7 separate regions of the Mus musculus genome follow, and regions 2, 3, 4, 5, 6 and 7 are each linked to region 1. A link is a loop called in an ENCODE intact Hi-C map of the cell type or tissue named here. Cell type or tissue: left cerebral cortex. All regions are shown on one strand. Region 1 has its middle 16 kb from the start of Gm39074. Region 2 has its middle 26 kb from the start of Xylt1. Region 3 has its middle 14 kb from the start of Rps15a. Region 4 has its middle 5.2 kb from the start of Xylt1. Region 5 has its middle 44 kb from the start of Gm39075. Region 6 has its middle 120 kb from the start of Gm39075. Region 7 has its middle 54 kb from the start of Gm39075.

Region 1 (4,000 bases):
GGGTTCACCTACTTCTCGCAGATATTGAGTTTGTTTCACTTGTCTGGCGAGCACAGTGAAGGCCATTTCAGATACAAGCTAGCTCCTGCTATCATGTTCTGCCTGTGACGTCACTAAGCAGCCCATGAAGGACATCTGTCAGTCTGTGTACCTCTAATCACAAGGCTCGAAGCCAATACAGAGAGAGGGTTAAAAGAAAACAGATGCTGCCTTACCCCTTGCTTCCTCCTCCAGGACACGGGAGTAGGCAGAGGAGAGGGAGCACTGTCTCCAACCAAAGCCCCTCTACCCAGCTCATGCAACCAGCATAGCCCTGCTGTCCTGAATCATTCACGTTCAGGCTCCCTCCAGCAGTGTGTGCTGCACAATCAAACCAGAAAATGTAACCGAAAGACAAAGCCAGGGAAATGTATACGAGGGAAAAGAAAGCGCAAGGGGAGAGAGATACAGCCCTGAAGGGCACTGGGCTCTGCCCAAGTTTTAGGCATCTGGACTCCAACCAGGTGCTAAGCTTTCTGGAGATCCAAGCAAAGAAAACACTCAGAAGAATGGGGCTAGAGAGAGAGTTCAGTGGCTAAGTGGGTGTGTTTTGTTACTCTTGCAGAGAACCGGATTTCCCAGCACCCTGTTCACAAAAGCCTGTAACTCCAGATCCAGGGGGGAATCTAATGCCCTCTTCTGGTCTCCATGGGAACTGCACCCGGGTTCACATTAACCACACACACACACACACACACACACACACACACACACACACATAAATAAAAATAAAATCTATTTTTTTAATAAAGAGAAATCACAAGTAGGCTTGGAGAGACTCAGAATTGTTGATCAAATCTCAACAAAGCAGGAAGAAGATGCCCACACTTAGAACGATTTTGAGGGGGAAATGGGAATTTAAAATGGCAGGTCTCACCCATCTACTTCTCTAAAAGTGGAGCCAGCTATGCCCAATATCCATCCAGTTAGCTACCAATACCCTTCCAAGCTGGCACGCCCTTGTCTGGCTGCCGTCTACCTTCCTCCTGGGATACTGACCTAAGACGCCTCAGTTTCCCTCAAAGACTCCTGTACTCTGCTTAATGTTTTTCTTTTCTTATTCCTTACCTACACCATTTTTACTTTCTTTTACTGGGAGTTAACATCAAGTAAACATTAAGGATTTTTTAAAATCTAGACCATACATCATCTCCCCAAGGAGGCGACTGAGTAACTGCCGCCTCCACAGAGAAAGGCACCTCCAACTTCCTGTCCCTCCCCACATTGTGGGCCCAGCTGCTGCGCTCATCTGTGCCCATTAACCCCACCCACTCTAGGCAGAAGGTGCTTAAAATCCCGCTGGAACCCCCGAACCGAGTCCAGTGATGCAGCCATTCCTCTCCAGCTCCACAAAATAAGGGGTCAGACTCCAAATGACAGGCTCTTCCCACCTCTGCTGATAAAGGTCTCTCTTCCCTGGTCAGGGGAGGGTCTGCTGACATCTACAAAGTCTTGCCAACTTTGATTACAGGGTCAGAAGACAGCGCCATTTACCTCATTTTCTACTTGGGATGTCTGCCCACTCTCTCACACAGGCTTCAGCTTGTCAGTCTAGCATGGCTACATATAAACTGCAGGCTTAGAGACGAAAGACTGGCTTTGCAAACGGAAACAAAATCAGAACAATGATTCCAACACAGGCTTCTTCCTTTCCTGAAATAGTTGCAGAAACTCCACAGCTTGTCTTAGACAGAGCCTTAGGGCTGAAGCCCCTAGTGTGGCCTGGAAGCTGAGCCTTGAGCGCCATCTAGGAGCAGAGGGCGGCACTGCAGGCTCTCTCAGACCAGCCGAAGTTTCCTCTCTAGCTGGCCATCTGTGAAGGACTCCGTTGAGGCCAGAGACTGCCAGGGACTCATGGGATTTGTGTTCAGACCAAGTCACTTCCGTAGCTGGGTAGTGCTGGGCATTTTTTTTCTTTATTTGCAAAGCAAAGATTACCATGCCAACCTCACTCGGTGAACAGAGGATTAAATAAGAAAAACTGTATAAGCTGGCATAGAACATGAAGCAAACAAAAAACACTATTCTCTTGACTCTTGGCTTTGCATCTGTTGCTGTGACAAAAGGTATTCTAGCAAAAAGCAACTTAGCTGGAAGGGAGGGCTTATTTGGCTCACAATTCCAGTCTATAGTCCATCGTTAAGGGAAAGTCGGGGCAGGAACGCATGCAAAGCCAAGAGCGGAAGGGAACGAATCCGCCCACGCTGCCTACCTACTCACGCTCAGCCGTTCTGCTCTCATGTTCTGCTCTCATGCCGTTAAAAGCCCGGCCGGTGAAATGGTGCGTCCCACATTCCAGCTAGGTCTTCCCACCTCAACTAACAATCAAGAGAATCCCTCACAGACCTGCTGGCAGGTCAATCCCCCAATGAAACTCTCTCCCCCGGGTGAGTCTGTACAGCATCGAGTCAATAATTAAAGCTACCCATCACACCTCCCTAGGCCATAAACGGACTGAGTCCTCAGTCAGACAAGTCGCTTAGGGGAGGAAAAGCGCCTGCCATTTGGGATCAGACCCTCACGAGGGACTGGAAGGGCAGAAATAACAAAAAGCAATATCTACAACATGTGGCCTACAGTGGGGGTGCAACTGGTGAGAAAAAGGATGGGGGGGCAGTTAACCCACCGTTCCTTGCATGAGCCCCCGAGGTTGAGCAAGTAGGAAGATAGTAATAGCAAGATAAAGATAAATAGGACTGTGTCACAGTGAATGAACCCAATGTAAATAACAATACAGGTAATGTACTGGACACAAAGTCAGTAGCTATTGAGGCTAGCTCTACTTCCTTTATCCCTATGCAAACAAAGGATTGCTCTTTGGACTTACAGACAAACTATGAAGACAAAAAAGGAATGGTCTAGGGCACAAGAGATGGATCAGCAGGTAAGGTGCTTGCTGCTAAGACTAACATATCTGAGATCAATCCCTGGGACCCACAGGATGGAAGCAGAGAACTGGACACAATAAGCTATCCTCCAACTTTCACACGTGTGGTGGCACATGCTCAATGTAAGTGAAAATAGATAGATGTGCAATATTTAGGTGGGAGAAGATCTGCTCTGGCTTACATACTTGTGACCCCATCTTTTTTTTTCTCCTAACAGAGGTCTTCCTCACTTCTGACACTAAAATGGAACATCTCATTGCCTGAGGCTTTCATGCCTTTTTCACCCCGTTCTCCCAATAGCCTGAGTCCAGCTCCTATTCAGATGTCCTCAATCTCTGTCCTGAACCTGCAACACTCTCTCCCTGGGCTCTCTACACTCCTGTCCCTCCTGCCCAGACTCACAGGGACTCACACTCTGTCGAGAAGGCCAGTGGAAAGTTTAAGCCCTCCTGGATGTAGACCTTCCTCCACAGAGATTGACTGTCTGATCTCTGCTTTCCCCAAATGTAGAGCCCACAAGAGGGAGAGTCATGTAACAGGCATCACCAACAAGCATGGGAAAATGTCGTAATGCTCAATGTCGTAAGCTATGGAGGAAAGGTGAGTCCAGCTGGCAAAGACATATCTTTATCTAACACCAGGATGGAGAAGATAAAGAAGAGAAAAGTGTGTTGGTGACCACACTGGGAATCCAAACTATCAACACTTTGCTGGTGAGGATGTAATGGTGCCATCACTGTAGAAAGTAAAATTGGCAGCCTCAGGGGAATCCAGAGGTTACAGCATAAGTACATATTAGTAAGTATTAAAACCAGGGACAGTAAGATGTAGGTTCCTGGTGACCAGAGTTCAATCCCCAGTTCTAACATGGTAGAAGAACCAACTCCCAAGAGTTGTACTCTGATCTATAAATGTGTGCTTACATGTGTACATATTTGCACATTTGCACACACATGCACACACACACTAAAATAATATAATTTTAAGATTATTAAATAAAAGAAGAATATTTAAGAAACATATTGTTCTGGTTTAAATAGGAAATGTTCTCCATAGGCTCATGCTCTGAATAT
Region 2 (4,000 bases), 650 kb before region 1:
ATTTAAAAATAGGTAAGGAGTAAAGGCCTCAGGGTCTCAGCCCTTCCTGGAGATCTTTATAGTTGCTGGAGGAGGAGGGGCTTTCTTCAGGGGTGTAGTCACTGGCAAGGTGCCCACACTCATCTAAATACCCCCTTATGCTCCAGTGAACAGCTCCAATGAAACTTACTGTGTCACACAGGAAAAAGACATGAAGGTTGAAGGGGGACCATGTGTGAAAAGGAAGGGCACCATCCAGGGGGAATGTCGTGAATGTTATCAGAATCCATTATATACAAGCACAGAAACGGGGTTTACAGATATACCCCATTATCATGAATGATTAATATATGCTAATATATGCTAATATACACACACATACACACACATCAACAGGAGCAAGGAGTCTAGATCTAGGAGCTGAGGACCCCATATTTAATATTAGCTAACTAGAAGGCATATGGGGAAAACCATCAGTATGCATATCTCATCCCCAGAGCTGCGTATGTCTTTTAGACCCATGGGTGAGTTTCTCCACATCCTTCTCTCTCTTAGGACTGAGATGTTGAACTTTCTCACAGCACAGTTTTCCAGCATCTTCCAAGCACCCATTGCTTTCATCCCTGAAGAACCTGAAGCACCTCATCCTTGGTCCCACCCCTTGTGAGTTGCAGAGCCTGGCTTGTGTGACACAGGTCACTTCTCGTGACAGAAATTCACAGAGCTTCTCTTTGCCAGTAATATTTACTCATTGAATACAGCTCATAATCACTGATTGCAGTGGTTATCTGTCATGCTTAAGCATGATCTTAAGTTCTTGTTACCAGGAAGGGCACCCATGGCTTCCACCAATTGAGCATGTGTGGTGTGTCTGCACTTGACAGGCATCGTCCGAGGCATCCTTACCTGCCCTTCCCTACTCACCTGCCCTTCCCTACTCACCTGCCCTTCCCTAGTGGGGATTCTGTGATGCACATTTGATAGACAGGGCACCAAAATGGAGGGGTTTTAGAGTGGGATGGGGAGGAGGGTAGAGAAGGTAGGTGAAGATCAAAAATAGAGGAAAGAGAAGCTCTCTGCTTTCGTGTTCCTCGGCTCCCTGCACAGCATTCTGGCAGTACTTTCTAAGACCAAGATAACTCTTTACGAGATTGATCTGACCCAACCGGATTAGATGGCTGAGACTTCTCTAACAAAACACCACAATGTGAGTGGCTTCGCCAGGAGCTACTGGCAAAGTTGTAGAGGCTGTAGGTCTAAAATGAAGGTGTTGGCAGAGGTTACCCTGCTTAGTGCTGAGGGGAAGGGTCTACTTCTGGCTTCTTTCTTTGGCTTGTCAAGGGATCACCTAGTCTTTTGGAGATACTGTAATAAAATATGGTGAGCTAGGTGTCTTGTCAACAACAGAAAGTTATTTCTCACAGTTCTGAAGGCTGAGAATTCAAAGGTCAAAATGTCAGTAGATTTGATGTCTGATGAGGGAGGGCTCTTCAGCTTCTAGAGACGACCAGCATCATATGATCTTCACTTGGATGTTCTCAGAGGGAGGGGAAGAAGGAAAGAGGGACAAGTAAGAGGGGAGGGGAAGGAGGGAGGGAGCAAAGGAGAGAGGAAGGGAGAGAGGAAGGGAGAAAGGGAGAGAGAGAGAGAGAGAGAGAGAGAGAGAGAGAGAGAGAGGGAGAGAGAAAGAGAGAGAGAGAGAGAGAGAGAGAGAGAGAGAGAGAGAGAGAGAGAGAGAAAGCTCCATCACACTTGAAGCTAATTTTGAGGACACACAAACACTTATCAGATAGCAAGGCTCATCCCTTCCATCTTCCCACAGTATTATAGAGTGTTATAAGAATACCCACCTTGTTGAATGAGGAAGCACCCAATGACCCAATTTCTATTTGCTCCTTTTTTTGTAAAATCAGGATTCTATCTGTAAATGGTGTCCTATTCTAATTCTAGGGCATAGACATACAACATATGAATTTGTGGCATGAAACAATTTAGCCCCAAACACCGGTCATGTGGGTGAGCAAGTTAGGTTTAACATCTTCTTCTGACAGCCTTGTCTTACCTGTCCAGAAGCCTTCTCTAGGAAGGAGATATTGCCCAGTCTAGGCATCCTTGAGCTTTTATTTCTCTAAAATAACCACAGACTGCCCCTTCCCATTTCAGCCTTGAGATTATGACTCTGTTGTTGAGTAGAGCCATCTGCCCCAACTAGAAGACTCCAGATCAAGGTCCTGAGAGCAGAGATCAAGCTGGGGGATTCGCTAACTTCCTCCTCTCTACTCAAACCATTCGCTGCAGTTCAAAGCAGAAGGCAAGCATGAGCAAGGACTGGAGAGGTTCATGGCTGTGGCTGAGAAGTCTGAGAGCTCTGGTTTAAAAATAGGCAAGCTGAAATAAACACTGGGGGATGGCACCAAAATAGAGTGGTAATTGATCTAATGCAACTTTTGCCTCAGATAACATCGTTATTTGTGAAATTATGTCAGTGTTACCCCTGCCAAGTCAGCACTTACAGGACGCGGCTTCTAATTTAGGAGTAGCACTGTTTGAGGCTCATCTTAGAAGACGGAAGACAGGAACTCAGCAGGCGCAGGGTAGTCAGACTTTAAGAGCTCTGGCTGGAGGATGGACTTTAGGAGCTTGAAGCACCAGGACAGATCCATTAAAAAGCCAGGCACAGTGGTACACTTCTCTAATTCCAGCTCCAGGAGGGAGAGAAGGGGAGAGCCCTAGAGCTTGCTTGAAGCCAGTCTATCTGAATCAAAGAGCCCCAAGCTCATGAGAGAACCTGTTTCAAAATATTAGGTGTGGGGGGCGGGTGAGCGAGGAAGACACCCAATATTGACCTCTGGTGCCCATGTATGTCTGCACAGTCACGTTCATACATATACCTACCTACATGAACTCAAACACACACTGCATGCACATGTGAACACACACACACACACACACACACACACACACACACAGAGAGAGAGAGAGAGAGAGAGAGAGAGAGAGAGATGGCCTACAAGCCCCCATTCCAACTTTCCTTTAGCTAGCAGCATCTTCTAATGGATGGAGAAGATGTGCCTTGCTCAGGCATGTTGGGAGTGCCTGCTGGAATTTCAAACATGGTATGGTCTATGGAACCTGCTGCCAAGCAAACAGCAGTTAAAGAGCAGGCAGAGTTCAGAACCTGAAGGCAGCAGTAGCACCTAGAACCTGATGCTGGTAGCCTGCCTTGGACCTAGTATACACATCTGTCCAGAGCAGCCAGTCAAAGGTGGTCAAAGGTCTCTGCCTAGATGACTCCATTTATGCCAGTGAACCATTAGAGAGGATATTATTTTCTCCACTTTCCTTAATTGCTTCTCTTTGTTCAGACCAGAGGCCACAACCTCTTACATGACTCCTGCACTAAAAATCTTTTTTTTTTCCTGGCATGCCCTGAGTCACTTTAGGATCTGCCATCCAGAAGGAATTACTAAACATAGGTCCTTGACTCTTGGGCTAGAACTATGAGCCAATATCAATCTCTTTTCCTTATAAAATTACCTAACCTCAGACATTTCATTATAGTAAGAAAGACCAGACTACTATACCATGCTATCAACAGTGCTGATAACAGTGCCTGCATGATGGTAGTTGTGTCCAAAACAAGCATAAGAAAGAAAGAGTCATTCTATCAAACAATATATTTTATACAAATGTATTCTTTCATGGACACTAAATACATTTTAAAACTTGGTTTTAAATAACTTTAAGAATACTTCCACTTGAAAAAAAAATCCATAAACAGGGCTGAGGAAATAGCTTCACTATATTAGGTGAGGTCACATTGCAATGATAAAATACTCAAGTTATAAACAGTAAAACTTTGTGGTGCTTCATTGGTCTGGGGCTTCAGGCCAGGGTTAAGTGACTTGTTGCTTCAGACTGCTGGTAAGGGTATCACATCATGTCAGGAGGATGTATTGGAGCAAAACACATCATAGCAAAAGAAACTCTGAGAGGAAAAGGAAGGAGGCGTACCACAATC
Region 3 (4,000 bases), 1.4 Mb before region 1:
CACACACACTCCCAGCTGTGCACACAGTCGAAGGAGGCTGACCCTTGTACGCAGCAATTTTCATTTGGGACAGGTTGCTAGAAACCTTGATAATCTCAGAGTGTCACTGCCTGGGCTCTTCTAAGCTGTCCTGGCCTAGTATTCTCCAAGGTCAATTTCTTCAGCAATTTCTTTGTTCTGAAGGTTTCCTAATTAGCTTCTTACAGCTGTCTTTCTTGCTTAAGTAATAGTCTTAACTGTGGGTGTGTGGGGAAGCCTTGTGTATGGTTGAACCTTCTGGCATAGGCTATAGTTGCACAGTGTGAAGTCTGGAGAGAGGAGAGGGGAAGCCCTGGGTGTGTGATGAATGGGGATGCAAACTCGCACGTGGAGACTCATGGTGGCTCCCTCCTGTCTCCATGGATAACCAGATATGTACACTGCTCACTTACTCCAAGATCTGCATATCTGAACTAGCCCAATCCTTTCATCCTTTCAAAACTGATTTCAAAACCACGCCCAAGACAACTTCCACCTGGTGCCACATGGCATGGGCAAGGTATAGCACTTCTGAGACCATTCCTAAGAGGACCCCAGACACCCAGAGACTGGGCACCACTAGGATGACCAAGTGGTAGAGAGATGGAAGAGAAAGAAACAGAAGAATGTGCACAATGAAGAGAGGCAGAACTAGAGAATCAAGGAGCCTGATTTGAGTACCACCTAAGGCCGTAGTGAGGTCCTGGTCTTTAGGTCCTTTGTTACCACCAAAGGCTAGTCAGATGTCCCTGGTCTGGGCTGCTGCCCTGTCATTGTATGAGGATTGTGCAGAGCTGGCCCCATCCCTTGCCTCCCAGCCCTAGGAGAGCTAGCCATGAAGGTGGAGAGTAGGAGAGCTCACCCTATCCACCCCTAGCCGGCTGCAGGTCCTACACCTCACCTAGGAAGCACAGTAGAGCTGGCCCTGGTAGTGGGAGTTGTTGGTAAACTGGCCCCAAGGGTGTGAGCATGGCAGAGCTGGCCCTGCCACTTATCTGTTGTGTGGTGGCATAGGTGAGGGGAAACATGCTCCCTCCCCCACTCTTTACCACCTGTAGCAAGTGGCAGAGCCGCCCAAGGGCATGAGAGTGGGAGAACTGGCTCTGCCCTTAACAGTTGCAGTGCAGGAGAGCTTTCCCTGGTGCTGTGGGTGTGGGAGAGCTGGCAGGTGAGCAGCTCAGATACCATCCAGGCCCAGATCCAGGGCTTTGAGTTGGCACACCCCAATATCAACTCCATCTGTGGACTGCTGGAGAGCATGAAGGGGCAAGTCCTACACATCTAAAGCTACAGGATCTCCACGACACAGGGTGACAGTAGGGTGTCCAAGGGGAGTCCTAGTAAGTTTCCAGTATTGATAGTGTAGCAGAAGCCAGAGGCCTTGAACTAGACAAATGACTCATTGCAATGAACATTTGCAAGCAAAGGAGTATGGACAAAAGGGTGTACTGTGGGACATGCACACTGCAGCTTCCACACCAGGTTTTTTTTTTTTTTTGGTGGGAGGTTGCAAGGGTGAAGGACAGTACGAGAGAACAAGGAGATGGGTGGGGTTGGGTTGCATGTATGAAATTCATGAAGAATCAATAAAAAGTTAAATAAAATTAAAACCAGTTATCAATCCATCATGAGTCTTGTTAAATTCTCTCCAGGCTCCCATGAGTGCTTCAAGCATCCTCTCTGCAGTTTCATGGAGTTTCCACTAGGTGACAGCACAGGACCACAAGTATCTTGAAACAGTTTGCTGCCATTAACCTATGTCTGGACTGGAAACCTTGTTGAGATGAGGCAAATTATTCATGGCCACAGAAAGAAGGTTCAGAAGGAGGGAGGATGTGTATCGTTGGCATTGGCCTTCAGGTCAAGGAGAGTTTGTCGTAGCTACTTTTCTACTGCTGCGACAACATTCTAAGACCAAGAGAACTTAATTGTGCCAGGCGTGGTAGCACACGCCTTTAATCCCAGCACTTGGGAGGCAGAGGCAGGCGGATTTCTGAGTTCGAGGCCAGCCTGGTCTACAAAGTGAGTTCCAGGACAGCCAGAGCTATACATAGAAACCCTGTCTTGAAAAACAAACAAACAAACAAACGGAGAGAACTTAATTGTGACTTGCTTACAGTTTCAGATGGTGGGCTCATGACATCATGTCAGGGAACATGATAGCAGGTATGAATGAATGATGCTAGAGCAGGAGGAAGGGAGGGAGGGGGAGACTGAGTGTGAGGACGAACTGGGCTTTTGAAAACCCCAAGCCAGATCCTAGTGACATACCTCCTTCAACAAGGCTATACCTACTAATCTTTCCTAAACAGTTCCTCCAACTGGGGGTCAAACATTAAACATTCAACTATATGACCCTCTGGGGTCCATTCTCATTCAAACCACCACCACAAGATTGTTCTGAGGACTGGGGGGATAGGTTGTGCCCAACAACCCATTCACCCATCCATCTACCTACCTATTCACTACCCACCCATTCACCTACCTACCCACCCATTCTCACACATACACACACACACACACACACACACACACACAGAGAGAGAGAGAGAGAGAGAGAGAGAGAGAGAGAGAGAGAGAGAGAGAGAGAGAGAGAGAGCACATACTAATACATGTCATACCAGACACAGAGCATAGCTCATCTCCTTCCCTCCCGTCCTTTGGAGCATCTGGCTATATGGTACAACAATTGCAATTCTCCTTCTTCAGACTACCATTAGATTACCATAACTGGCATTATTGGTGTGTGCCAGCATATCCAGTTCCAACACTGCTTTTATTGAATGTACAGCTTTCTTTGGTTCATTTGTGTTTTTGAGACAAGGCCTCACCCTGTTGGTAAGACTGGCCTGGAACTTGTCACTCTCTTGCTTGTAGTCTCTGAGTGCTGGGATTGCAGGTGTGCCTGGGAGTCAGGGCTGCTTTCATCTCTGGCTCGGTGCTAATGACTGTTAGATCCGTCTGTGTTGTTCATTCTTTGCCTCCCAGTTTTAATATTACTTTCTCTTCTGCTGCACTTTTTAATATAAACCAGATAATCGTCTGGAGGCATTTTTGCCCCTTGTGATCTCAATAAAGTTTCCCCAAATGCTTCTTCCTGCCCACCCCACTCCCACTCCTAAGGGAGAACCAAGACGACTCCGACTTCTGCTAACTCCTAGCTTTCCTAGCTCTAGGGCTCTGCTTCCTTAGGGGGATGCTGTGACCTACAGCACTCAAAAGCTTTAGGTTTTTTTTTTTTTTTAATTTTAAAAAATGTGGTGGCAGGGTAAATAAATTAATATTTTATTAGCACTAACAACCAGGAAACAACCTGGGCCTGTATGAGCTTGGCTGGCTCTTGGAAGGTTCGGAAGAGGGACATAGGGACATCATTACGTTCCAGACCTGGGTTTCTCATTTCTCACCCGCCTAACTTCCTCCTCCGTCCCCAAGGGCTCATCCACTCAGCTGTGCATGGCTTTCTCCTGCTATGCAAGTGGAGGACTGAACATTTTTTGCACAGTTAGTAGTCCGCTGCCAGCTAGCCCACCCTGAGTGCTCACAGAAGGTCATTCAGCACATGGTCTGGGTCACACTGAGTTTGTGGTGTCCAGTTAGACACAGTCAGGTAGACAAGCACAGGGTACAGGTTTAAGGACTCACCAGCATGATGAGGTGTTCCATCTGTATGGAAGGCAGGGCTCTCTGACCTCCAGTGACCAGGAGCAGCTTGTTCTTCAGTGACAGGGTCCTAAGTGGGACCAGGAGGTGAGAAGATCAAAGAGAAGACAGGAAAGTTGAGGTTGGGAGGAAAGTCTCCCACAAAGTATGTCTCATGCCCAGCAAGTTCAGTAAGAGTTACAGCATCTTAACTATTTGCAGGGAAAGAAGCAAATGGACAGAGTTAGTGGAAAGCTATCACACAATGGGACGAAGTCAGCAGGAGGCTAGCCAAGTAGTGATACACAGAAGGGACAGAAGATAGCTCAGAGGCATCAGA
Region 4 (4,000 bases), 670 kb before region 1:
GAGACAGAGCTCTAGGGAAGTTTCGCCTGATTTGTGGGACTCTCAACCACCACCCCGAATGCCAAATCTTGTTTCTCCATCCCTTCAAGGATGGGAAGGCTGAATCTGTCACTGGGCATTGTGAGTTATTGGGTGTGACCAGTCCTGAGCTAGCAATTGCAAAGGAAATGGTTGGGATAGTCTTCACCCTCAAAGAACTGTCCAACAGGACAGAGGGACAAGACATTTATTTCACTGACAGCAATTCCAGGATCAGTGCACGGAGCGAATGAGATAGATAAGAACTAGCTTGCCCAGGCTTAACGAGCGCATGTGCACATGCATGTGTGTGTTTGTGTGCATGAAAGCCAAAAGGGAACCTCAGGGGTGGGTTTTTTGGTTTGTTTGCTGTTTATTTCTATTTGATTTTCAGCCTGGAAGTTAAAAAAAAAAAAGCTATGCTGCCCAGAATCAACTGCCCCCCACCCCCACCCCAGGGCTTGCTATCTTCTGTGGTTTCTGTGGAGTCAGCTTCTTTACCAGCTGGTCTATCTCCCCTCTGCTGCATTTTAACTGAGTTTTTAAAATATCTATTGTTAAGTTCTATGCCTCAACGTCCTCATCCATAAAATGGGGCTTAAAATAATGGGAGTTTATTGACACTTTTTTTAAATGTAAGGATTAAATAAGCTAACTCATACAAATAACTTTTTGCATCCCTACTGATCAAGTCAACCTTGGTGGCACACACACTTGGAAGATCGAGGCAGGGGAATTACCAGTTTGAAGCTAGTCTGAATTACCAGTTTGAAGCAAGCCTCTTTCTATCAAAGTTAAGTGGCTAAAAGCATCAGAGGGGAGAAAGGTCCTCTATGGAAGGCTCCATGGAGGAGGCTGTGTAACATCAGGACCTTGTGGTGTTCCAGTGTCTCTTTTGCCTCACTTCTTTATGCCTGCTCTCTCTGCTATTTGGTATAGTGCAAGGCCTTGGGTGAGCTCTGGATGTGGAATGAACATCCATCAATTGCAGGATTGGGGCCAGGTGAAATGAGCCAGGGGCATTCTTCCAGAAAGAAGCGGCACCGTTTGGGGCCTGGTACAGACCCAGGTTCAAAACCCATACCCAGCAACATTTTCATTTCATGATGCGTGAGCAGGATGCCCAACATCTTTGACCCTCAGTATTGTAAAGCAGAAAAGTAAAAAAAAAAAAAAAAAAGACTCAAGTCTTCCAGGGCACATGAAAATGGTGACATTGTGTGTCATCTATTTCTTGTGAAATAGAGGGATTAGCCAGTGGGGGGCAAAAAGACTGTTAGCTGGGCCACCACCTGATCACCAAGTTAAAAAAAAAAATTCCAGACCTTTTCAAATATTCCTGCCTCGGGGTTCTGGAGAGCCTGGGCTTCTCACGCCTCCTTCTGAATTTAAATCAACTTCAGACTAACAGTCAAATTTAGTGAGGTATATGGTTTCCGTTTTAATCTCTATCACATGTCTCTTTCTTGTTTTTATAGTTGGTTTTTACCCAAATGCTACCAATTGACCCGACTTTGCTCTTCAAAAGAATTTTTTAAACTCCTCCTGAGTTTCACTTCTGCATCAGCACAGACGCTGGAAGCAGGTGGCTCACCTGCGTGTGCTTGATGATGTGAGACTTCAGTACGGAATACCTCCACCCACGGGATCCCTGACTGTCTTCAACAAATGCCCACGAGCCAGGGGAGTTCTGAGCAGCAGGATCATAGAAACCCCTCCGGAGTGAGGGCTGTGGGTAGATGCCCCATCCCACCCAAGGGAAGTTAAGTGGCCTTGTCAGCCCTACGGACAGACAGACCAACAGCTGAACAGAGTTGTGATTCCAGGGACTCTTTCATCAGCAGAGGGCGCTCTGGTTAGCAAATAACTTCCCTGTGATCAGTTTCCTGCATGCAAGGTCCAGAGAGAGCAAGAAATCAGGCTGCTAGGGGGTGTCCAGAAAGAAGGCTCACGGGTTTGCAAGCATCAGTAGCTATGGGAAGCTAAAGGGAAGAGAATGGGAGAAAGATGCCCCAGGTAAGGACATAGAGAAACTGTCCTTAATTGAAATTATCTGCTGTGTCTGAAACCAGCACTTGGTGCTGTGAAGTCTCACAGCCTCAACTACAATGGCAATGCTCTGACGAGTGAGAAAGGGAACAAATGGCTCCCACTCCACATCTCACATTAGACTCGTGGAGATGTTTTCCTTTAAAATAAATCTAATGGTGCCAAATTTGGCTCCTGGGACTCCAGGTGTGCCTGCGAGGGCAACTAGATGCCAGCATCTTTCTGTGATATCAGAGCCCAGTATCTTGACTTTCCAGCATGCACTGAAGGTCAACATCTCTCCAGGAGCCCGCTGGGCCTCCAGTGCCAGCTTGGGACTGCTGAGGCATCCAGCCTTGTGTATGGAGCAACTACAAGGGTGTCTGGTTCTTAGTCATCATTGGACTATCCTGCCCCTGTGATAGAAGCCAGTCTAATACATCCCCTTGAAACATCTGTTCTTCCTCTGCAGCACCCATCTAATACAACCACTAAGGCCAGGAATGATGATGGGCGGTGAGAAGATATCATAGTTATTTAGCATTTACGAGTGGCTAATCTTTGTATTAGACACTTCAACATATCACATTCTGTGAACGCTGAGTGAGAACATCCTCCATTCTCCATGGAAACTCGTGGAATAAGGCACATAGAGGACTCCTATTGCTGTGGACCTTTTACCCAGTGGGACAGGTGCATCGGGATGAGTAGGTAAATTTGCAAACAAGCAGCTCTGGAGACCATTGAGGACAACAAAGGAAAGGAAAACCAAGAGAGGTACTACAGTGCATAGAGTAAGCCAAGTCCCCACCAGCCACAAGGAAGACTTTACGAGGCAATGACCTTGGAATAGTCCATTTGTGTTCTTTGAGATACAATTCTTCCAGAAATTTGACTCCCTTTATGCCTCTGAAATCCACCATAGACTGAACAAATGACTGCAGGTCTTTTCTTTTTTTTTCTTTTTTTAATGTACAAAAACACTCTTGGGATTTACATTTGCTACGTTCGTTGGATTTCTGTGGTTGGGATTTTCTCAAGCTGTGCTTAGTAAAAACCTAACTACTTGTGGGGACATAACAAGAGCTATAGAATGGTTTGGGCAAATTTTATAAAATAAGGGAAAAGATAAAATATACCATTTTAGGCTTGGAAAGGTAGCTCAGACTACTAAGTATTTGCTAGGCAACCGTTAGGACCTGAGTTTGATCCCAAGCACCCAGATAAAAAGGGGAGCATGGTGATGTATGTCCAGAATCACAGCTAGCACCAATGAGGTAGAGACAGGTAGATCCCTAGGACTTGTTTAATTTAATCAGTGAGTTTTAGGACAGTGAGAGATCCTGTCTCGAAACAGCAGAAGTTGTCTTCTGGCCTGAAAATGCACACACACACACACACACACACACACACACTCACATGCACATGTTGCAGAATAGGGGTCGTACTGAGATTGCATATACTTTTCATCTATCTGGCTGGAATACAGGCACACCCTTAGTACATACCTTTAATCCCAAATGATGAAGGTAAAGTTAGTTTGTATAAGGAAACACCCATGTTTAAAAGGGATGTCTAACTGAGTGGCAGACAAGGTGATGAATCAGAGAAAGATTTGACAGGCTAGGATACACCCAACTTTTACAAGAAGAAGGGAGCGGGAAACTACTCAAGGGGCAGTACAAAGAGGAAGGAAGCAGTTTTACTAGGAGAGTTTTACAGAAATAGGTTGAAAAGAGACCAAGCTAGACATGGGTGAACACAGAATGAGCCAGAGAATGGGAAGAGGCAAGAAAATTAGAACAGATTGTTAGAGTTAGTTAGAAGTCATGCAGAGCAGAATTCAGGAGACCTAAGAGAAGCCAGATTGAATCAGTCAGCTTGGAGAAGAGTTGGAGCCAGAATAGCTGAGTTGATCAGCCAGCCAGAGATCAGAAAGAACTAGGAAGGGGTG
Region 5 (4,000 bases), 480 kb before region 1:
AGTACACTCAGGGGCATAGGAATGGGGAAGGTTGTGCCAGCCCTTTCTTCTTTACAAATAAGGAGGAGTATCTAGGTGGCTGTTTCAACCGCAAACTCAAGACCTCCTCACAGTGGGCTCATCATCAACCTGCATAAAACATAGAGCATAGACTCTTCTGGAAAGTGTCCTTCCCTTCCAATATGATGAAGAGCAGCTGGTGGGTCCTTTAGCTAAACACAGGAAAAGTCTGCTTTGGTGGTTTCTCTCACTCCACCAGGACTTAACATCAACCTTCTGCCAGAACCAGATGGTTGCTTCCACTAACAAGGTTCATGAATAAAAATGGGAACTGTAATGCTGGTCCCTCATCAGAAGTCCTGTGCTCTGCCTCCTTGCCACTCCTGCTCATCTAGTCTATGTGCTTACCTCTGTTTAGTTACCAGAGAACTAAGCTAGGGTCATTATTAAACATAAGCATCAGCGTGTCATCACCCAGCCTACCTCCAACAGCTCAGAATTCAGTTCCAAGAACAAACATTGGTGAAGAAATGAGAACAGCAACACTTTAAGAGCTGTCATGATACATACATACATACACACATACATACACACACACACACAACACACACACAAGCACACATGCAAGAGACACAGAGAGAGAGAGATTCACACAGGCATGTATACACATTCACATACACATATGCACAAATGTACATATATAGGCACATAAATACACACACATATGCATACTCACAAAACACACACAGCTGTCAATCCACTTCATCAATGCATGTTGTGGTTTGTGTTTTTCTCTTATGTGTCCTGTTCCAACAAGTCAGAGAGCTGGTGGCTTAACTAGAGCACTGGTCTCAAAGTGTGGCCCCGCAGCAGCAGTGCTAGATGGGAACTTACTGGAAACCTACCTTCTTGGGGTATCTCTTCTGACCTGGTGACTCAGAAACTGGGGGATGGGGACATGCTGTAGAATGCCTCCCAGGTGACTTTAGTAACACATTTAAGAAGTAGTGAAATAGGGCTGAGGAGTATGGGGTCGCAAGTGTAAGAACCCAAGTTTAAAAAAATCACCTGAGCAGAATGAAAATCACATTTAAAGATGCAGCGCTCTACAGTCACAGTGTGGAGAGACGGAGTCAGGAATGCTGGAGGTCAAGCTGGACTAGACTGGAAACAACAAAAAGGAGAACAAACACACAAGCAGAGGGTGAGCAGCGCATCCAGTGAGCCATTGCTAGTGAAATATATGAAAGACATCATCAAAACATTATCAAAGATATGGCTGAAGACAACACCCGTTGGCTGAGTTTCTGAACTCACTGGTCCTAAGTGACTCTCATAGAGTGATTCTCAGTGACAATCACTAGCTAGAACTTTGATTTCAGCAGGGCATTTGGGGGATGAAGGCACTTTGTAGGTTTTGAGGGTATTATATGGCTATCCTATTCAGTATGGGAGAAAAAGGAGAGAGAAAGAAAGTTGAAGATTACTTAAAATATCCCTCTAATGGTTCCTGACAGGAACTCTTCAGCATGGCCCCTCCTGCATTCACAAGATGAGCTTTGCTATTTAGGGACAAGAATCTGTCCTTAACGTGGTTCCCCTGGAAGAATGGCTACAGAGGAATGAGGCAGGACTAAAGTATACTACATATGCATGAAATGGTGAAAGAGTAACTCAAAGATTGCTTTTTTAAAATGCCCATTTGCATTTCCCCCAATTTTAAAATCACATTATAAGCTACACTGTAAAAATTATAATAACCTCTTCCCTTGATATTAATCAGGATTTGACACTGATGTTGACGTCTGATTTACAATGGAAGAATCTTTATTCCCCATTGAGACATGGACTCTCTGTGCAGTCTTGGCTGTCCTGTAACTCACTCTGTATACAAGGCTAGCCTTGAACTCATTCTCCTGCCTCTGCCTTCCAGCATGTGCCACAAATGCTCAGTTCTCAATAGGAGAATCTTTTAAGGATATATTTTCTTGTTACATATACATGTATATACATAGACATAGACATAGACATAGACATAGACATAGACATAGACATAGACATAGACATAGACATAGACATAGACATAGACATAGACATATATACATGCAGTGACCATATAGACCAGAAGAGGGCATTATATTTCCCAAAGCTGATGTTTTAGGTGAATGTGAGCAACCAGACATGGGGAACCAAACTCAAGTCCTCTGCAAGACTAATAGGCACCCTTAACTCGGGATACATCTCTCCAGCCATCTATAGTGAAAGATTTTACAAGCATTCCTTTGTAATTTCTGATTTTTTTAACCTGTGCACATGTTTTTCTTGTATTAAAACCCATGCATAAATAACATTGAAAGCATTTGCCTCATGTTACTGTTTTTTGCTTTCTTGTTCTCATTCCTCTGTCCACTCCCATAAATAAATAAAATCTGTGGATGCAGATATCCACAAACTCATTTCTAAAGAAAAAGATTAATATTCTTACAAAGTTCCATATACAAACCCCATTATTCATTTTTAATTGGTTCCATTTGGACCCAATCGCCATGACTGGGAAGAATGGAAATTTATGGCTGTCCAACCTAGGGTCCAATTTGGTACTAGAGATGTGACTCCACTCAAGTTCACCTAAAATAATACATGGTTGTGGTTTTTTTTTTAATTCCACAATGTATACATACACTGAAAATCACATTGCATTGCATAAATATATATGTGATGGTTGCATTGCATTGCGTATATATGTGATAGTTCATCTTAGTTGTCAACTTGATTGGATTTAGAATCGCCTAGGAGTCACACCTCTTGGCATGCAGTGAAGCTATGCCCAAAAGAGGTTTCACCGAGGAGGGAAAACTTATCCTGAATATGGGTAGCAAGCACACCATTGGCAGATGGAATAAAAGGGGAAAACAAAGGAGGAAGATAGATTAGCATCAGCACCTTCCTCTTTGCCTCCTAACTTGGGACCCGATGTGACAGTGGCCCCATATTCCCTCCACCATGGCTTGATGAATGGTATCCTCTCAAACCAGGAATCAAGACAAACTCTTAATTCCTAACTCCAGTTTGCCACAGTAACAAGCGGAGCAATTAATTCAACATTCAATTATTATCTGGAAACAAAAATAACAACATAACACTTTTAAAAGGCTAGATGCAAAATAAGAAATTTATATGATCATATTCCAGGAAAAAAAAAACCTTTTAAGACCTGTGATCAAAGTGGATACTTATTCCTAGAAGACATCAGTCGGCCTTGAGCCTTCAGAACTATTGGAGCCTATTGCAGCTCCGCAGCCAAGAAAGGCAAAGTACCTCACCCTAAGGCCAAACTTCCACGTAGCTTCCTAAAGTGTGCCACACAGGTGGCACTCTCTCATTAGAGATACCTTTGAGGCTGGCAGCTGTCTGAACTCGATGCCCTGACTAGTTCTGAACATGTATAGAGCTGAGGTTTCCACCCTGAACGCCATCATCCCTACTATATTCCAAGTTCAAGAAAGCTTGGTCATCCTTTCTTTAGCCTCCTGATTAATCTCTCCCAGATGGGCCTGAAGACCATTCCATAAGCGGTAGCAGACACTTTCACAACACCAGTTCCAGCCTGAATTTAGTGTTTAGAGTTAACCAGTTCGGCAGGAGTCCAGAGTTGAGATCATTGTCTCTGCTCTCAGAGTCTCCATCGATTTTCCACAATCAATGACTGCAACAGGGTCAGCTCATGAAAACCTGGAAGGCTTCGGTTTATCAAAGGCTGTCACTCTGGGCGGCGGCTGCTTTTGGTGGTGGCTGCTTTTGACGGTTGCGAATGTGCCATAAATGATGACAGAAAATAGCAGTGACTTTGCTGTTGTAGTTCAGGCAGCCATGGCCCTTTAGACAGGATTCAAACAGAAATTATTTTCTTTAAATTAAAAATGCACCCGAATTCTCTTGCCTGATGGTTCCTACCTTTGACACAGGAAGGTGAGATGTGACCTTCTGAGAGAAAAAATTG
Region 6 (4,000 bases), 400 kb before region 1:
CACACCTCCATTTGATGGCTAATTTTCTTTGTCAACTTGATACAATCCAGAATCAACTGGGAAGAGCATCTCAATGAGGAGTGCTCTGAATTAGTTCTCCCTGTGGCCATGTCTGTGGGGGATTACCTTGATTGTGTTAACTGATGTTGAGAGATCCAGCCCACCTGTGTTTGGGTCACAGACTGTGTAAGAGTTCAGAAAGTGAGCTATGACCTCACAGCATGAATGTGTTTGTTCCTCTTTACTTCTGACTGTGGATGTGGTGTGACTAGCAGTTCTAAGTTCCTGCCACCTTGACTTCTAGAATGGGCTGTAACCTGGAATCATGAGTTAGCATAAGCCTTTCTCCCCTAATTTGCCTTTTGTTGGGGCATTTTTATCATGGCAATGGAAATAAAAGTCAGCATCCCCAGGGACCATCTGTGATGATGGAGAACATGGGTCTCTGTCCTGGGTCTCTGTTCATCTTCACTGGCTGGACTGCACAGGTCAGAAAGCAGAACACTGGTAAAGACAATGTCTTGGGTACTACCCAAGCTCACATATTCCACCACTGCCATCTTTTATGGGACTTGTGTTCTAAATTAGTCCAGCAGAAAATGTGTGTTTTCTTGTTCCTATCTGGATGAACTTCATCTGTGAGATGAAACAGGTGACAGCCATCTGCATGCACATTGCCTCTGTACGTGCCTTCCTCGAGACACATCTTTGGGAGAAGAGCTGGGGTGTGAAGCCAACCAACGCCCCATTGCACTCGCTCCCCTCTAACTTTTAGACCTCACTGCATACTCTTTTCCTCTTCCTGCCTGGGCTGAGTCTTGGCGGCTCCTGCAGCAATAAGGGGAGCTATTTCAGGGAAACAGTTGATACTTGGCGAGTCCTCCTACAGACCAGCAATAGCTGTTCGACATGTTAAATGCCTCCCAGATGGAGATGCTTAGCATTTGTAGGAGGAATAATTTGGAAGAGAAAAATGCATTTGTCTTTTGGCATCCTGTGGATTCTGACATAGAAGATAGAGAACACCGTGGGACTTGCCATCCACATGTCAGGGTTTTCTTAGAATTTTGCAAGTGCTGGGTGACCGCACTGCTTCTTCCTCTGGAGCTATCAAGTTCTGGAAAGGGTCACAGCACAGGGAAAAGTGTAAAGAGCTGAGTCTCTGAGGCTTCAGGGTTCCCAGAAAGAAACAACACAGGCTTAGCCTTCTGTCTACCATTGGCAGACGCTATAATCATGTGGACCAGGGGGTTGGGAAGATGGCTCGGTTGTAATGTGTCTGCTGTGTTGTGCAACGACCAGAGCTTGATCCTCAGCGCCCATGGGCATGCACATGAGAAGACAGACAGATTCTGAGGCCTGCTGGCCAGTAAGCATAGTTGAGTCGGTGAGCCCCAGGTGAGGGTGGGGGGCTCAAAACTTAAAGTAGGTAACTCTTGAGGAACAATAACCAAGGTCAATCTTTACCATCTGCATGTATGCACAGGCATATGCACATGTACCAACACACACACACAATCACACAATCACACAGATGTAAGCAGTGTACCTCCACACACATACAATCAATCACACAAACATATGCACATGGACATGCACCCTCCCATATTATACAGTGGTGTGGACCTGATGATCCTTTTGAATCACATCTGTTATATACAGAGAAACTTGAGAAGTCTATGACAAACAAGCAGAGACAGCTAGGGGTTGAGACTCCAGGGTCCTAGCTGTGTTCTGCCTTCAACCTCCTTTGTAGATAAAGCAAACTACCTAACCACCTTGCCTCAATTTCTCTCTGTGTCTCTGATAATGGGTGGGATTAAATAGCTTTTACAGTCTTTTCTAACGTAAGAACTGTGCTATAGCTCTGGCGTCCAAAGGACGGAGGTAACATTATTGATGTGGAGGAATAGTGAAATTGTCCTTTACTGTGAGCTGCCTGATGCAAGAAAGAGAGAACGCCACTGAATTATTCATCATGTCCTACTATTCACGGTGGGGACAGAGTATATCCTTCATTAAAAAAAAAAAAAAGACTTGAATCTACAGCCCCTTTCCTGATTCATCCTCTTTATACCCACAGATCCCCAGGGTGCAAAGAGTCTCACAAGCATGGTTTTCCTTTGGGTAGGCATTTGAAGTGCTAGTGTGGGGGATATGCACAGAGCTTTCGAATGAGCCCAACTCCAAAACCCAGATATATTTTCTTTGCCATAGTGAGGAATTTAGGCAGTCAGAGGGAGTTCCCAGAGGGAACCACCTCCCATGAAAAGAAGCAGCAATCAAAACTGGCTTTGGCAAGGATGCTTCCCACCCAAAGGACACAACCCAAGCTTCCCACCCTCAGCTTCCCAAATTTCAACTCAGGCTTTGATTTATTAGATAAACTAGATGATCCTCTTGTCTGCTCTGCATCACTGCCAATAGTAGGGTCCAGAGAACAAGCGGGTGGCAACCAACCACCAAGTTCACAGGAGTCCTGCTGTCATTTGAAGTGTTAAAGCTCACGGACTTCTGTGAGCTTGGCTTCCTACCACTGTGCTGATTGTATCTACTTTCTCTGAAGGTTAGTTTTAATTGTTAACTTGACACAATCTAGAATCATCTGTGACAAGGTTCTCAGTGAGGGATTGTCTAGATTCAGTTAGCCTGAGGATATTTCTGTGAGAGATTTTTATCAACTGGGTTAGTTGTGGTGGAAAGGCCCACCTTAAAAGTGGATGGAATTGTTTCATATGCTGGTCAGAATTTCATAAAGTGAAGAACAGTAGCTGAGCAGTAAGCATACATGCATTTTATTCTTTTGAGTATGGGCCCACCTTTTGTACTGAGGCCAGCCTGGTCTACGTATCAAGTTCCAAGCCAGCCAGGTCTCCACAGTGAACATTTGTCCCACAAATGACAACAAAAAACCAAAAGGCAACTAGGGGTCTGGGGTGTAATCATGCAAACCTAAAACCCTAGAATTCCAGGGGCTGAGGCAGGAGGATCCTTAGTTCAAAGCCAGCCTTGGCACTGCGTCAAGGCCCCGCCTCAATCAAAACGGATGTAAAACTGGTAAGTGGATGAATGAGGGTATTTATTACTGGCTGCTTCCGGATCCCATCCTGGCTTCCTGACAGTGATGAACTGGAACTTGGAACTGTGAGCTAAAATGAAAACAAACTCCTTTTTCTAAGTTGCTTTTGTTGTTATTGTTAGAGTGATTTTTCAAAGCAACTGGAAAGGAAACTAGAATCCTTGTTTGTTTGTTTGTTTGTTTGTTTGTTTAAAGCGAAGGGTTTTTCCTTTTTTATCACTAAAAAGAATTCCTCAAAATTTCCTAGTTCCTCATAAAGTCAGACATCAATAATGCATTTTAAGGCTGTGTGGGTTTTTCCATTCTTGCTGTCCTATGGCAGTCCTCAAGGGCAGCCATATTGAATCTCAGCACTAACAATCTTGGTCAATATACAGAACAATCCTAGAATCTTTCAGGGTTTGGCCAATAATATCTCTTGGGGCTTATTCCCTTAGCCAGGGACTTGAAGAGTCTACTAGCAGCCAACTCATTTCACGTGACCTTGCAGGAGGTTCGTAACAGAAATGTTATGTTGGGGAGAACTTTTTTTCCCCCACTGGTTTTACTTTGCAAGCCTGGAATCCTCTAGAGAAGCCGGAACCACTTGAGGTATTAGGACAAACAGCAGTGTATTCAAACGCAAACCTCTGTGTTGTAAGGGACTACAACAGTCATCTAGCCCTCTGAGTGACATGTATTCCTCCTAAGAAGACTGCTTTAGAATAAGCTGTGTGTCCACTGGAGGAACATGTTCACACTGTGTTCTTAGAAATCCAACCCTGATGGCCTGCCATGGTGACTCATGCCTGCAATCTTAACATTCAGGAAGACAGGAGGGTTGCTGAAGCTGAAGGCAACCTGAATGGCAGAGGGGTGTGGGGGAGAGGGAGAGGGATAAGGAGAGGGAGGGAGCGAGAGAAGAGACATAGACAGAGACAG
Region 7 (4,000 bases), 470 kb before region 1:
AAAACAAAGCAAAACAAAACACTAGTTGGGTTTTTCTTTCTATGGGATTCATAATAAACGACTCTAATCCCTAAGCCTGGTGTCTTAGTCAGGGTTTTATTGCTGTGCACAGACACCATGACCAAGGTAACTTTTATAGGACAACATTTAATTGGGGCTGGCTTTCAAGTTCAGACGTTCAGTCCTGTATCATCAAGGTGGGAACATGGCAGCACCCATGCAGCCATGGTGCTGGAGAAGGAACTGAGAGTTCTACATCTTGTTCGGAAGGCAAACAGGAAAAACACTGTCATCCTCAGGAAGCTGGGAGAAAGCTCTCAAAGCCCACACCCACAATGACATACATCCTCTAACAAGGCCACAAGTCCAAAGAGTGCCACTCCCCGGGGCCAAGCATATTCAAACCACCACACCTGGTCTTGTAGGTTACGACTTTTCTAGGCACACCCTTAAAACCTGTGGACATCTCTCCTAGTAGCAGAAGTTGGTTTCTGTGGCACACAAAGTCTGAACTTGGAGACCAAAAACTCTAGTGGAGACATGGAGCATAAGTCATCAGTATAGGAAGGGAAGGTGACCGGAGCAGGTTCAATCTTATTAAAGGGGCAAACACCATGTAGGTCCCTGCAGCTGCAACTTCAGGCAGAAATGGGGACATGAGCAGGTCCACCCTTATGAAAGGGACAAAGATTTCTTAGGTCCCTGTAGAATTATGCATTTGGTCTTTCCTGTGGCACCAGAAAATCAGATACCAGGAAAAGCCTGACTTCTCACTTCTGCTGGTAAGCAGTTAGTTCATGGAGACACGTGTGCAGAATCCACTCTCGCAGGCACATTTTTTCTCCTAGATTTCTTCTCCTTAGAGATCCATGGCTTGTTCTTCTAGAAATCACTGTCAAGATTCAGAGATGAAAGGGGATGTCAAGAGGTCATAGGGACTGGAAAACCTAACAGAGACAGATGCTTCAAGGGAAGTTTCAAATATCAGGACACCAGGATATCACCCTCTGGACACCAGAATTGAATTCATATCTAAGGAACTGCTATAGTCTACATCCTGGTCCAGCTAGAATAGTAATCACCTTAGGTAATAGGAGGTCTACAGGAAGACAAGTATTTCTAGAGTATTCTCTAGAGTAGAGGTGCTAGAAGAGACAAAAGATTGATCTTCCAAAGTCTATCCACACAAATCAATTGTAATGGAATCACAGCCATTACAATGAATAGCTCTGATCCACAGAGTGTATACTGTGTGTCAAGACAAGTGATTTATTGATATCCTCTTATTTCATTTTCTCAATGAGCCTAGTAGGTACTGAAACTATGATTATCCTCTATCTAAGATATGAAAACAGGCTGAGGATGGTTAAGTCATTGACTTAGGATCTCGTAGATTATAACATCTGAATTCTATTAGAGAATGAGCACCCCTCTCGCCCCACCCCCTCCTTCCCTGTGGTATTCTCTCTCTCTTGAGGGTTCTGAGTAGGAAGTTCAAGAGAAAGCTGAAATAACTTCCTCTCCCAACTTCCAGCCACTCCCAGAGTAGGCTAAAAAGCAGCATGGGAACAGATGGCTGTTGGGTGGTGTATAAATTCCCTTCAAATGTATATCCTGAATATACAAAAACAAATTAGCGTGATTGGAAAGTCAGCATGCTTTTAAAAAGAAATAGAGAGGTTCTTTGGCTTCCAAGATCTTTTATCATTGTGTACTGGGGACCATATGGATGCCATCAGTTTGCCTAGGGATGGCAAGAGAAAGGAAGGGAAGAACACACAAAACCTTGAGGAAACAGTGAGTGTGTATCGATGTTGAGAATAGGAGTCCGGCGCTACTCTTGGCACCGGATTGCCTGAGTGGGCTGTTGGGACTTATTTTTGTAGCAGCTCTTTGACAATGTCATTCACACGCTGCACAGTTTTCACATATAAAATTTATAGTTCAGTGTTGTTTGTACTTTCTTTCAGACATGTGCAACTCTAACCACAGACAATTTTAGAACGTTTCCTGACATCAAAATTAAGCCCTGTATCCTATCACCTGCCATTTCCCTTCCCTATGGAACCAACAAATTATGGTCTGTCTACATGGATTTCATCATAAAATGGGATTTTTTTTTCAACTGACTTCATTCATTTAGCATATATTTTTGGGTCCATGGCTTGAGGTTTTAATGACTTTAAAAAAATCTCTCTCTCTCTCTCTCTCTCTCTCTCTCTCTCTCTCTCTCTCTCTCTCTCCCTCTCCCTCTCCCTCTCCCTCTCCCTCTCCCTCTCTCCCTTTCCTCCCTCCCTCCCTCTCTCCCTCTCCTCCCTCCCTCCCTCTCTGCCTCCCAGCTACTTTAGCAAAATCCTTCAAATCAGTGACTGGAGCCTTCCTTTGGCTTGGTAAAGGACACCAGCAAGCATTCTGTCTGGCTAGATTCTGCTGATTTGATTTACAGAATCGAGGCCACCAGCCAAATATTTGAATCTGTCCTTTCTTCATCTCACTCTTTTTGGGAACTTGAAGAACTTTAGTCTTAGGAATAGAGTCAGTTACCTCAGGTATCTGAAAGTATCTGTCTATGGAGTGTGGCCCAGGTCTGTGGAACTTGTACCTCCAGTCTCTCCCCAAACATCCTAAAGGGCATGTTTACTGATGGATATCCCATGGTTTTGGTACCGTTTTTATACAATATGTGAAGAGAAAGTATAACATGTATATCATTCCATAGATAGATAGATAGATAGATAGATAGATAGAGCAAGAATGAATATAATACTGAGATAATAAAGAGTTTAGATATAGATAGATAGATAGATAGATAGATAGATAGATAGATAGATAGATGATAGATATTTTGTGTGATGCAACAGAGCTAACAAATGATGTTTAAGAACCTGTAAATGAATTGGCAATAACATGCATTGCCAGGTGTGAAAGAGTTCTATCAACTTAAAGGGAGGTAGAATAAGAACTGTAAGTGACAGAAATAAGGCCTGTGAGCATAGCATGGTTTTTAGGTTCAACTGCTAATGCTGCCTCTGACCAAGCACATGATGCACCAAGCTTCCCGGAGTTTCTGTTTCTTCATCATCAAAACAGAAGCAATGTTAAGAAGAGTGTGTCATGGCTCCGTGTGGTAAAAAAGCACTCGAGGAGCTGAGTTTGGATCACTGGGCCTCCAGAAAATGTTGGGCTGGTTGTCTGGAGGGCTATAACCCTAGACATACAGGAGGCAGAGACAGGAGAATCTCTGGGGCTTGCTGACTATTAGCCTAGCTTCAGGAACATTGTGAGACCCCATCTTAAGAGAATACAGCAGAAAGTGATAAAGTAGGTTACCGGACTTCATCATCTGGTTTCCGGATGTGCACACAAATATGTCACCATAAATGCATGTATGTGTGCACGGGCTCAAGCACACACACACACACACACACACACACACACAGAGGAAGGTGCATACACTTCAAATAGATACACATACCTGTGCAAGCACACACACACTACAAATACCTAGTTACACACAGAGGTGCATATACTATAAATTCTCTCTGTGTGTCACACACACATACACACACCACAAATACATACACAAACCACCACAAACAAAAACTTTTAAATTAAAAAAAATTAAACATAAATTAAGAGGAAGTGGTTGGTTTCTCCCACAGCATTTGTACTATTATACCAGTGGACATATCTTGCCAGACAGTAGTTATTATAGCTCACAAGTTCACTGAGCAAATCGATTGCTCCCTAGTCTGCATAGGACATTCCAGTAGTGTGAAAGCTAGCCGGAGATGGAGCTTCTAGGGAAAGAGCAGCTTGACTTCCCATGTTCTATGACTCTAGCATATGTGGTATCTTAAACAATATAGCCTAGTCCATCAAGTTCTGGAGGGGCATCAAAAGCATTGGCAAGAATTAAGACAACTCCACAATATGGAGCATATGCTTGGCTCTCTTAACTGGATAAATAAACCTTTGACTAACTAGGCCAGCCATAGTT

The links. Hi-C counts contacts between places; a loop is a spot of excess contacts. Peaks named below come from ENCODE experiments on the same cell type or tissue, not always from the same donor. Only the 100,000 strongest peaks of a DNase experiment are listed, where the experiment ranks them.
Region 2: a loop joins it to region 1, with 3 times the contacts of the local background. A loop is called at or near these places in 2 of 42 quality-filtered maps.
Region 3: a loop joins it to region 1, with 8 times the contacts of the local background. A loop is called at or near these places in 11 of 42 quality-filtered maps.
Region 4: a loop joins it to region 1, with 9 times the contacts of the local background. A loop is called at or near these places in 18 of 42 quality-filtered maps.
Region 5: a loop joins it to region 1, with 2.3 times the contacts of the local background. A loop is called at or near these places in 16 of 42 quality-filtered maps.
Region 6: a loop joins it to region 1, with 7 times the contacts of the local background. A loop is called at or near these places in 4 of 42 quality-filtered maps.
Region 7: a loop joins it to region 1, with 4 times the contacts of the local background. A loop is called at or near these places in 13 of 42 quality-filtered maps.

The regions. Positions count from the first base shown.
Region 1 is chr7:116,699,428-116,703,427 of GRCm38, reverse strand. No RefSeq gene overlaps it. Among named protein-coding and RNA genes, the nearest start is that of Gm39074, 16 kb to the left of the region's middle. In left cerebral cortex, CTCF peaks have their summits at 641 (motif pointing left) and 1,787; DNase peaks (open chromatin) are centred at 587, 1,283, 1,775 and 2,199; H3K27ac peaks cover 331 bases.
Region 2 is chr7:117,352,634-117,356,633 of GRCm38, reverse strand. No RefSeq gene overlaps it. Among named protein-coding and RNA genes, the nearest start is that of Xylt1, 26 kb to the left of the region's middle. In left cerebral cortex, no CTCF peak of the experiment used is centred here; DNase peaks (open chromatin) are centred at 896 and 2,478; H3K27ac peaks cover 154 bases.
Region 3 is chr7:118,100,170-118,104,169 of GRCm38, reverse strand. No RefSeq gene overlaps it. Among named protein-coding and RNA genes, the nearest start is that of Rps15a, 14 kb to the left of the region's middle. In left cerebral cortex, a CTCF peak has its summit at 1,717 (motif pointing right); DNase peaks (open chromatin) are centred at 417, 938, 1,199 and 1,719.
Region 4 is chr7:117,373,822-117,377,821 of GRCm38, reverse strand. No RefSeq gene overlaps it. Among named protein-coding and RNA genes, the nearest start is that of Xylt1, 5.2 kb to the left of the region's middle. In left cerebral cortex, a CTCF peak has its summit at 1,854 (motif pointing right); a DNase peak (open chromatin) is centred at 1,850.
Region 5 is chr7:117,182,348-117,186,347 of GRCm38, reverse strand. No RefSeq gene overlaps it. Among named protein-coding and RNA genes, the nearest start is that of Gm39075, 44 kb to the left of the region's middle. In left cerebral cortex, a CTCF peak has its summit at 2,121 (motif pointing right); a DNase peak (open chromatin) is centred at 271.
Region 6 is chr7:117,103,900-117,107,899 of GRCm38, reverse strand. No RefSeq gene overlaps it. Among named protein-coding and RNA genes, the nearest start is that of Gm39075, 120 kb to the left of the region's middle. In left cerebral cortex, no CTCF peak of the experiment used is centred here; DNase peaks (open chromatin) are centred at 878, 1,731, 2,167, 2,989 and 1 more place; H3K27ac peaks cover 2,535 bases.
Region 7 is chr7:117,172,790-117,176,789 of GRCm38, reverse strand. No RefSeq gene overlaps it. Among named protein-coding and RNA genes, the nearest start is that of Gm39075, 54 kb to the left of the region's middle. In left cerebral cortex, no CTCF peak of the experiment used is centred here; DNase peaks (open chromatin) are centred at 1,617 and 1,808; H3K27ac peaks cover 279 bases.